Linked DNA regions of Homo sapiens: all the other regions are linked to region 3. A link is a contact called in ENCODE Hi-C or POLR2A ChIA-PET data. All regions are on one chromosome and are shown on one strand. Each heading gives the region's core, a stretch centred on a gene start or an enhancer-like site at or near the end of the contact. The rest is flanking DNA. Distances are from core to core; before and after follow the strand shown. Region 1 has its middle 70 kb from the start of RNU105B. Region 2 overlaps PLCB1 (phospholipase C beta 1). Region 3 overlaps PLCB1 (phospholipase C beta 1).

Region 1 (3,583 bases), core at 320-2,819, 47 kb before region 3:
TCTATTTTTTAAACTGGAGCGTGGCTTTGAATACAATGTCCAACCAGGGGAGCTCTGGACCCAACATGAGAGCAAATGCTTGTCTGAGGTATGGAAATTGACCCTAGCAAGTGTGACCAAGGCATACATTCTACTGATACATATTCACTGACTCTCTACCTTCCAGTGCATCCTTTGTGTATCTGTTTAGGTCCCAGGTTGCTGTTTTTTTCCTTTTTTTTTTTTTTTTTTTTTTTTTTTTTGAGACAGGGGTCTTCCTCTGTTGCTCAGGCTAAAGTGCAGTGGTGCAATCATAGCTCACTGTGGCCTCTACTTCCTGGTCTCAAGTGATCATCCTCCCTCAGCCTCCTAAGTACCTAGGAGTCATGCACCAACATGCCCAGCTAAGTATTTTATTTTTGGTAGAGATAAGGTCTTGCTGTGTTGCCCAGGCTAGTCTCAAATTCCTGGCCTCAAGCAATCCTTCTGCCTTGGCCTCCCAAATTGTTGGGTTTACAGGCATTAGCCGTTATGCTTGGCCCCAGGTCTTTTTTTTAAAAAAAAAAAAAGAAAAAAAAATTTGTGGAGAAACAAATGGGAATAATTGAAATTAATAAATCTGATTAAATCGTTGCTGTGAGATGTAGGACTTCAAGAAGCTAGGGAAGAGGAGTGTGATGTGTTATGCAATACAATTTGCCTCTATCTTTGACATCTCTTTGAGTCTTCATGGAAGATTTTCATATTTCTTGGTTGGTTTGTTTGATGAGACACTTGTGTTTCTTCGGAATGTAACCACGTACCAAGATTGACCATGAGGTAGCCCAATTATCTTGAGTTACACAGTAAATAAGAAACTTGAGAGCCTGGGTCAGTCTATCCTACTATCTCAGTCTACTTCCGACTAATATATACTTCTAGGTTTTCTATGCACCCTGGTTTTTGCATCTCCTACAAAACATCAGGTGTTATGTGGGGTTTTTTATTTACTCAGGCTTGAATTTGCAGCATGTTCACCTTGTTTCATGGTTCTTTTAAAAAATAATATTTTAAAGGAGTTTGTGATCAGAGACCATTGTAGGTATTCTCTATCCTCTGGTCCCCTATGGCTCAGCCTTAAAGAAATACTCTCTGTGACAGTAGTTGTCTTCTTTCTCCTTAGAAGGCATGAAAAGAACAGAGTAAATAAAACAATATTCTTAGCAAAGAAGCCACCCAAAGGCACGATTGATTTGTAGATTTCTTACATTAGGTTGCTGTCTTACATGAGAACAGCCTGCAAGGGAACCAGGACCCGTGGCAATGAAGGGAAAGAGAGGGCTTAGAGGCAGGGCACAGATGGGATGGAAAAACCTTATGGTCACTCCTCCTGAGTAATTACTTAAACATCTTAAATGAGACATTTTTAAATGTGTTCAGCAAGGTCATTAGCTGTGCATGGAGAAAGGCTTATTTTTAAAGTTTTGACGTAGTTCATGGAATGCTTTGTTCCTAATTTAGAGCACTTGTCCTGAGAGTTCCAAGTCTTCGGCATTTGCTTCCACCCACCACGTGTTTCGCTCACAGCAGGCCAAAATCCACTTGGGGTGACGTCCCAGAGTCCAGCAGCTCCATGGGGAGCCAGTGAGGCCTGAGAGAGAGGTTGTTCGGGGATGATTTAGAAAAGAACCCAGCTTTTCAAAAAGACACGTAGGATATGAGAGTTTGGGTTAGTTTCAGTAAGCATTCACTTCTTTCCCCTTTCTATTGTTGGTGGAGTGTCCTTCTGGGCCCTTTGAGGGTGTGCTTGGCTTTGTGACTTAACTTTGGTCAGTGATATATTAGCAGATGTGAGGCAAACAGAGACCTTAGCTGAACTTGTTCAATTAGGCTTAGCTCTTGCATTCTGGTGATCTGCTGTGAGGAGAGTTGCTGCTGGATAGATGCTGCTATTTCTCCCTGAATCTCAGAAGAAACACAGAGGGAGAAGACCTGAATGTAAGCCATAGTTAGCTGCCTCACAGTGTAAGGCAGAGCCATCCAACTGAGCCCAGCCTAGATTAGCCAGCCCCAAAATCTATGACTGTGATATTAATGCTTGTTGTAAGTTATTTGGGTATTTGCTACATAACATTTTTACAATAATAGCTGACTAATACACAGAGTTCATGATTGGTATTTTTTTTCCTGCACCTGGGTGGACATTTATATAACTAAACATGATAGTTTAAAACTTCTTCACACAAGATAAAAAAAAAGGCGGGGGGGAGCTTTAATTACCTTCAATCTAGAATTCTGAGACAAAAGAGTGGCTTTTTATAGAAGTGGTTTCCCCTCTAACAAAAATAACAGCTATCCCCAAAGTGAGCCTGCTGGAGAGCCAGGATTAGCAGATACCTAAGAGTGGTTGTGGGGTATTTACATTAATTGATTTATTTTGGACTATTAGCCTGGAGAGTCCACTGAAATCCTCCAACCCATAAAGACTACCTTAAAAATTGTCTAGAACGTTTTAAATTTAAATGGAAAAATGTATATTTTTAACTTCTTTTGAAAAAAAAAATCAGAGTATTAGGAGATAATTGTGCCTGCATTGCTTTCTGATAATACATATGGGAGCTGAATATCTGTTCCCTCTAGACTTCGTGTGTGCCTTTCAGTTTACTGACGTCCTTGACATGTTCTGTTACTCAAATTCAGCTGTCTCATGTGTTTTTGTTACTTGCCTTATCCTTGTGGCACTGAGATTTGTGATATATACTAGCTCAACAACCCTCACCCCATTTTAAGGAGTTCACAGAGGTAAAGGAAGGCACAAGTGCTTAGCACAGAGTAGATGCTCAAAAGGGTGGCCGTACATCAATTTTCCCAAGACAGTCCTGGGTAATACCTGATGTCCTGGGCTCATGTATCAATCTGTATGAGAAGTTATAGAGTTGTATGTGGCAGCTGTTACTGGCTTTCAACTGGCACCTCAGCTGAGCCTCTCAACTGGGGCAACTCACATGGCTGTTCTGTATGGTCTGGGCTTGCTCACAGCATAGAGGCCTCTGGGTAATCAGGCTTCTTGTATGGTGGCTCAGGGTGTCCCAAGCTACAAGGCAGAAGTTGTATCTGTTGCCTTGTTTGACTTAGCCTTGGAAGTCACACAGCACCACTGCTACCTTATTCTAATGGTCACAATCCTGCCCAGATTCAGGACAGGGGACATAGACACCACTTACTGTGCAATGACTAGGTAAATAGTAGCAAAGCCAAGACTAGGGCCAAGACTGCTTACTCTATTCAGTGTTAATTCTTCTGTACCAAGAAGCCTTATGCAGCATCATTCCCTATCACCTCTCCACTGACAATATAACAAATGAGCATCTATGTATTCTGAGAGCTAAGCCATGCATGATCTTCAGAAGATCTTGTAAAAATCTTGAAATTAAGGGCAAAATCTGTTTTTTTATTTGATATGCATATATTGGTCAGAGTTCTCTGTTGCAGACATAATTTAAGCATTTATTGAAGGGCATCAGATGACTCCCAGAATCTCTGAAAGGGTCTAAGAATTAGGCTGAAAGTTGGACAGCTAGGAACATCTCTAAAGTTACACTGCACAATGCTTCAGGGAATACTC
Region 2 (3,736 bases), core at 709-3,208, 42 kb after region 3:
CTGTTTGCTAAGAAAAGCAAAAAGACGGGAGACTAGATTTCTGGCCTGGCCCTACTCCTGCCTGTAAGTGGACCTCTCTGGGCCTCTTTCTACATCTGCTAAATGAAGGTGTCAGTCCAACTTATGTCAAAACCATAGCAATGGATTAACAAATGTAAGAGATTAGTAGTGCACATGATACAAAATGCAAAGAGAGTAAGAGGATATTTATGGGAACCCATCCTTCCTACCTGTTATTGTTTCATAATATAATTTCATGGACAATAAAAGTACCAACATAAGCTTCTTTAGTTTAGAGAACTGTACCAAAAGCAATGAGTAAACCTGCCTTTTAAATATGTTTACACACACACACACACACACACACACACACACATGCAAGTACATACCATAGGTGGATAGGTGGATGAAAGAATGGATGGATGGATGGATAAATGGATGGATGGATAGATGGAACACTACTTATAAATCCCTGTCCTCCAATTTTAAGAGAGAAAAGATGTTAAAAGGAAAGAACTATTTTCTACTCTACTCTTTGATAAGTGAGTGACTATTGTAATTTCAAGATTGGAAATCTAGGTGTTAAATTCATTCTCGAAATGTAATATTTAGGTTTCTCAACTAAATTAGCTTCAATCCTTAGACAGAATGTTCCAAAAGGCCAGAATCCTGTCAGAACAAGGATAGAAGCATAATGCCATCGACAAACACCACACACATCTATACTCTTCATCTTGGGCTGTTGTAAAATCTCACACAATACCTTTTTCACATTTACTTTTGCTAATAAGACTTAAATACTGAGGGACTGTAGATATACGAATGATCATGATAAAGCTCTGACCAATACATCTAAGAATATAATTAGGCACAAAATTTAAATAAAAAGAAAAAGTCATTTCTAAAACTCCCAGCTGAACCCCACTTCTGGTAGTCACATCAGGGCAGAGGAAAAACCTACAAATCACATAGAAAGCTTCATTCACACTGGACCCTTGCTGTGGCAGGCATTCACCTATGAATTCCGCTACAGGAAAAATCAATTGAAATACCACCAGAAAAGTCAAAAGCCAGTTTGTCTATTAGGAATATTTGATTTTATTCATTAATATTTATTTATTTATTTAAAACAGAATCTTGCTCTGTTGCCCTGGCTGTGCAGTGGTGTGATCATAATTCACTGCAGCCTGCAATTCCTGGGCTCAAGTGATCCTCCCGCCTCAGCCTCCTCAGTAGCTGGGACTACAGGCATGTGTTACCATGCCCAGCTAATTTTTTAAAATTTTTTTAGAGATAGGGTCTCACTATCTTGCCCAGGCTGATTTCGATTTCCTTGGCTCAAGTGATCCTCCCACTTCAGGCTCCCAAAGTGCTGGGATTATAGGTGTGAGCCACCGTGCCTGGCCCTCATTCATTTTTACAACAAATCCATCACCTCCCAATGTTTCTTTCTGCCCCTTTTATTATGATGGTTGGGTCTTCTTTGAGTGTGGTGAAATAGTTTACTTTAGAGCTGGTCTCAGTAAGATATTCTGAGATTTTAAGTATGAAACAGACATTTAAAAACAAAAAAACAGATTTCTGAATGTAACAGCAGAATTGAGTCTCTCTTTCAGCCATGAAATAGCAAACATTTTTTTCTTCAAAAAAATGTGAGTTTAAAGGCTTTGCCTAAAAATCTTGCCAAAGCTTTCCGCGAGTGAGTAGACTTGGTAGAGAAATGTATTAGAAAAACAGGAAAATGCAGGCTCCACCTAAGCCAGTGTGCCTTTTGTTCCATGTGACCTAATGTTCATGAGACTGTTTGTTATTCACCTCATTACAAACATCTATCTGTCACAGCAGGTGTTGGGTCAGGAGAGGACGCGGTGTCCAGGAAACCTGAAATCAGGTTAGAAACCTCCCAGGCGACCAATTCCCTTTCAATTGACTCCGAGTAGCTGGCACTGCCTACCACAGTCCCTGGGCTGCCTGCTCGGGAAATGGCTATAATTTAAGTCACAGCGGAAACACTTCTCAAACCACTCTCCCAGAGGGCGTAGGAGCCACACTTCCCATGACAGGAAGGGAAGCTGCCCTAGTCCTTCTAACTGTTAAAGGAAATAGACAATTTCCTTATGGTTTCTTCAACATTTCACTCCCCATAGGATTGGTTTTACACGTTTTTTTGCATGAGTCAGTCTCTTTGGGTAAAGTTGAAGCTTGTAAAGTTGTCCTTCCCATTTTCAGCTCTCCCAAATGGTGGGTAAATCTATTCAGGAAATCAGTGTGTCTTCCAAGGGGGAGAAAGGCACAGACTTAGACCTGCCAGGCTGCTCTCTGCATCCTCATAGGTCTGTGCTGTGAAATGGTTGGTCTAGATTTCTCCATGGACACAAGACTGCTGGCCATTTGGGGCGAGATGCCCCGGTAGAGTCTGGCCAAGTCCACTCATTACTTGAGTCCAGCGGACTTCAGTTATGAAGTCAACACCAGAGGGAGCCTCTTTGTCTTGTCCCAGCTTTCACCAGCCCCCGCTCACACCAGCCCCCGCTCACACCAGCCCCCGCTCACACCACCATTTCCCATCACCAGGACATGCAAGAGCTTTCGTGTCCCTTCTAAGACACACAAGATATGAGGTGTCATGAGCCTGCTCCAGAATCTTCCGGATTTTCGCCTGGAGGGTAGAAGTCAGAGAGGTACATACAAAGTCTCATTTCCTGCTCTATTCTCTCTCTCCCCTTCTTCTTCCAACGATTCCAAGGCCTGAGGAAGAAGGGGGCAGGCTTTTCTCTTTTTCTATGTCTTATCCTGAGTTCTGTCATCTTTGGGTATATAGCAAGCAAGGCTCTAGCCCCCCAGATCTGACTTCCATGTTAGAAGAAGTTAAAGGAATTTGAAAAATTTGAAAAAAAAATACCTTCCTCTCTTGTAATCCCTGTTTTACAAAATTTTTCACTTGCTAATGAGGATCTTCTCTTCTAGTGAGTCCCATTCTTTCCTCTCCTGGAGCTATGACTCGACCTTGCTGGTAAAAATCCTACAGGAAAATGTGCTTAAGTACATTACCCCTTAATGGGTAAGGAAATATATGAGTTTATTATGTGCAAAATATTTTCCCTGCTATAGGAGGCTGAGTAAATACTAATTACAGAAAGGCACATGTGAAGCCTCTTGGTCTGTAGACACCTCAGTGTAGCAGCCAGGCAGGCCTGTGGCTTTCTGTATCGGCTCTGACGATCATGATGTAAGTTGTGTAAGTATTGCTGTTCATGTACTCAACAGCAAAAGAAAACCTAACATTTAAACAAGGTCTACAGAAATCCTTTATTGTTATTGTTCTGAATAATATATGCTGTATACTCATTAACATATTGTTCCTCCATTGAATATTAATTTATCAGAGGGAAAAACCACTCTGCCAACCATTAATGTAGGTGAAATATCTTTTTCTTGTTCTTCCTTGGCAATGGGGTTGATCTGCACAACTCAATATAAAATCTGCTGATGGAAGTGCACAGGGCTATAGAAGCAACTCTTTCATTTGATTTAGTGTTTCATGATAAACTAGACCGAACCATGAATTAGAAGGATTCATTAATCTCTTCTCAAATGGATTTTCCCTCCTATTTCCTCCATTACTAGACCAGATCCCTGCTTCCCTTCGAGTCTAAACCTCCAAATGAGTGTTAGATAAGCTGTCTCCTGTTCCTGGTCTCCTGTTTAATCCACTCTTACCTGGTTCCCTTCCCCA
Region 3 (3,572 bases), core at 1,057-3,556:
TCAAACATGAAAGCGGGTCCAACCAGTATCACCAGCAGAGCTGTCCACCTCATGCTCAGTTGACTCCAGACACATAAGTGAGAACAACTAAGACCAGGAGAACTTCCCAGCTCACCAGCTTGTGGATAATAATAAATGCTTATTGTTTTAGGCCCCTGAGTTTTGTGGTGGAATTTGTTATACAGCAATAGCTAACTGATACAACAAATTCATGGACTTAGGATTTTCTTCCACAAAGTGAACACACCCATTTAACCAGCACTCAGATCAATACCAGCACTCCATAAGACCTCTACCTGCCACCTTCCAATCACTAGCCATCCTGTCCCCTACCCAAGATAGCATATTTTCTAACTCTTCATATACACTGAATAATAATGTATATACTTTTTTGTGTCTGGCTCTTTTTATTTATTTATTTTTTTGAGACACAGTCTTGCTCTGTTGCCCAGGCTGGAGTGCAGTGGTGTGATCTCGGCTCACTGTAAACTCCACCTCCCTGGCTGAAGCAATTCTCATGCCTCAGCCTCCCCAGTAGCTGGGAACTACAGGCGTGTGCCCCCACGCCCAGCTAATTTTTGTATTTTTAGTATAGACAGGGTTTTATCATGTTGGCCAGGCTGGTCTCGAACTCCTGGCCTCAAGTGATTCACCAGCCTCAGCCTCCCAAAGTAAGCAACATATTTTTAAGTGAAAAATTGTAGGCTCCCCCAAATTTTATACAGTATAGGTTCAGTATGGTCCTTTAACTTACATTATCATATTTCAATATGATACTCCATATGATACCATTTTTATGAAGTTAAAACAACTAAGATAAAAAAATAAAGTGTTATAGGAATACATATGCATGATATATATGCACATGTATATCTATAACCATGTAAATATAAAAAACAGGAATATATACATGCACACGTTTCAGATTCATTGTTACCTTGAAGGGCAGAGGGTGGAGAATGAAAGGCCAGGGTACCAGAGGGGGAGAAACCAGTATTGTAGTTTTTGTGGTGTATATGGGTGTGTATTATATTATAAATACAGTAATATGGTCTTGCATGGACCAATGAGAAGGAGGTTGTTCATCCAATTTTCAAAATGTGTGTGTAGAGCTACCTAAATAAAGTAGGAGAACAGAAGGGAAGAAAGGGTTCTAAAAAATAACCAGTCTGTGGCAAATTTTACATCTGAGAAGACCAAAAAGACTGAAGACCACAAAATTTAAGTGACTTGGCCAGAAGTCATTCAGATATTCTTATGACATGAATTTGATATGAAGAAAATACATTTTAAAGGTAGTTTTCCCCCCTTATGGTTTATGGTTGAAGCAGATTCTATTTTCTTACAAATGCTGTGTTCTGATATTTAAAATGTTGTCTGGCATCATTAGGTCTCAATCCCTTCTTAGAACAAAATGTTCCTGCTCTCTCCCATTTGAAGAGTATTCTTTCTTCAGATGAGTTTTCTAAACTTTCCTATTAAACTTGCTGGAATGTGAATGGGGAAATTAGAAAGATTTTTGTTTTTTTGTGTGTCAGTGAGGTGATTCATCACAGCACATTTCTTAGAATTTGGAGGGAATCCTGGGTCTGGGAGTGCTGGTGACTTGGAACAGGTTCTGCTGCAGCTGGGTGAACTTGGTCTTTGTAGACTTCTCTCTCAAGTTTATCTCAAGAGGGGGATTTGACCAAAGAGTTAGAATGGAAATAATGGCATTCTTCTCCCATTTCTTATTTCTGACCTAACAGCACAACTCAAAATATACTCAGGTGTTCTTTTATCTTGTGAGATAACTCCCTAGAATTGGTGGGAGTGAGTGGGGGGGGAAGAATCTGCTCTCCCCTGCACCCCTTACCCCATTTCTGAAATGTCTGAATCTTTCTTCCTTCCAATCATATGCTCAAGAATATCAAAAAGAGAAAGATTTCCAAGTCAGTTCTACATTTTGATCACATCCCCCTATTAATCATATGTTTTTGCTACCATCTGCAACAGAGAGAAATTTTAAATTCATTGTGCATACATCGTTTAAAATTTCCCCTCTCCGTTATGTTATTTAAACTTTTCCTACATATCAATTAGTTTGAAATAATAAGTCTTTAGGCTATCCATTAATTGCTGTACTGTAGACATGATCTGTATTTAAAATTATGCAAGGAAAATTAAGCTGAAGCACGAAGGAGTCTTGGCTAACGGTGAAGGCTTCTTAGCCCTTCAGAGCAAGAACTGAGATAACGAGGACAGGAAATACACAGGAGGCTCCTTGCCGAGTTTGTCGTTCGCCAGCGTGGAGACGTGAAAACAGACTGCTCCAGCTGTGGGCTCTTCCTCGCTTTTCAGTTTTCCTTTTGAATTCTTACTGTATTTGGTCATGCCGAGGCAGAAGAAAACGATTGTCAGCCAAAGGTCCTTTTCCAGTAGAAATTTATTATAAATAGTTTAACAGCAACTTGGCTTCGTAATTAATTTCCCTACTCCCCTCCCCTTGCAAAAAACAACACATCTCCATTCTGTAATCTTGATTAAGTTTGTGGCAGGTAGAAGGGCCTGGACCCGGGAGAAGAGGAGAAAAAGGAGAGGTGTTGGGGCTGGTAGCCTTACTCATTAGTGCCTTGATTTTAGTAAACACCATGGTGTTATTGGAAGAAATATTACTTAGAATGAAGAAGAAATCACAGAACTCTCTGTTGCTTGTTCAGAGCCCCTGAGGCCTGGGACCTCTGCAAGATTCTCGGCTTCCTAATAACCAAGGCTCTAGGCAGTGCTAAAAAAAAATGCCCTCTGAGATCTGTCTGCCTGATCTAGTCCCACCCTGTTGGGTGGTAGTTTCAGCAACTGAGGACTGTGCAATTGAGTTTTGCACACTGGAAAAAGAAAGATGGAACGAGTGTTAGAAAGTGGCTCATGGGTGACATTTTTCAGATCTTCCCTACCCAGGAAAGTTTAAGTTTATGGATGTTTATTTTGCCTTTGTGAGCTCTTCCTTTTTTCCCTCTGGCTTCTTGTTTTTGCCTCATGATTAATCATTTTGACTGCAGATCTGGCAATGTCAAGCATTGTGGGGCTCCTCTTGCCCTCTAGTGGTGAAATAGTAAAGTACAGCACTCGAAATACCATATGCCCATTACGAGTAAATGGTTAGAGCTTGGGAGAACAGCGCTTCTTTGTTGAATAACGCTTTGAAGCTTACACACACAATCACATAAAATGCCTCAGCACAGGGGACTGTGGAAGGAGAAGAAAGCGTCTTATTCTGAGTGTCATCATTTAGGAGACTCACACAAAAGTAAGAGAATCTTTCTAGGGAAATGTTCTCTTTTCTTTGCTTGAACTGAAGTTGCAATTTAGAGGCAGTTACCCTTAACCCTGGCATTTTTTTTCCCCCAGTACAAGTGTTCATAGAAGCACCACATGTAATAGGCAAAAGCTGGAAACAACCTAAATGTCCATCAACAGTGGAATGGGTAAATGAAGTGTGGTGTATTCACATACTTTATAGCAATTTTTAAAAACCCGACTACAGCTATCTACAACAACAAAAAAAGAAGCCAGATGCAAAGAACTATAGACTG

Evidence for each region. A loop is a pair of places that touch in the nucleus more often than their neighbours do. ChIA-PET counts read pairs that join two places held with the same protein, here RNA polymerase II (POLR2A). Pooled maps may share reads with other maps.
Region 1: a loop to region 3 is called in a map of ascending aorta, with 4 times the contacts of the local background. The contact joins two enhancer-like sites. A Hi-C loop is called at or near these places in 8 of 168 maps with a recorded cell type or tissue (Right ventricle myocardium inferior, aorta, ascending aorta and 4 more) and 12 of 50 pooled maps. POLR2A ChIA-PET finds 5 or more read pairs at or near these places in 1 of 52 experiments (PC-3).
Region 2: a loop to region 3 is called in a map of endothelial cell of umbilical vein, with 2.2 times the contacts of the local background. The contact joins two enhancer-like sites. A Hi-C loop is called at or near these places in 4 of 168 maps with a recorded cell type or tissue (HCT116, HepG2, endothelial cell of umbilical vein and 1 more) and 2 of 50 pooled maps. POLR2A ChIA-PET finds 5 or more read pairs at or near these places in 1 of 52 experiments (PC-3).

The regions. Positions count from the first base shown.
Region 1 is chr20:8,899,662-8,903,244 of GRCh38, reverse strand. No RefSeq gene overlaps it. Among named protein-coding and RNA genes, the nearest start is that of RNU105B, 70 kb to the right of the region's middle. Within about 2 kb of position 1,569, at least 8 of the 41 ENCODE cell types and tissues checked have a DNase peak (open chromatin) inside an H3K27ac peak, as active enhancers do; they include ascending aorta, heart left ventricle and heart right ventricle, where a contact is called at or near this core.
Region 2 is chr20:8,811,218-8,814,953 of GRCh38, reverse strand. All of the region lies in intron 31 of PLCB1 (phospholipase C beta 1), which reads right to left. Among named protein-coding and RNA genes, the nearest start is that of RNU105B, 18 kb to the left of the region's middle. Within about 2 kb of position 1,958, at least 6 of the 41 ENCODE cell types and tissues checked have a DNase peak (open chromatin) inside an H3K27ac peak, as active enhancers do.
Region 3 is chr20:8,853,470-8,857,041 of GRCh38, reverse strand. The region is part of intron 31 of PLCB1 (phospholipase C beta 1); the gene reads right to left. Among named protein-coding and RNA genes, the nearest start is that of RNU105B, 24 kb to the right of the region's middle. Within about 2 kb of position 2,306, at least 15 of the 41 ENCODE cell types and tissues checked have a DNase peak (open chromatin) inside an H3K27ac peak, as active enhancers do; they include ascending aorta, heart left ventricle and heart right ventricle, where a contact is called at or near this core.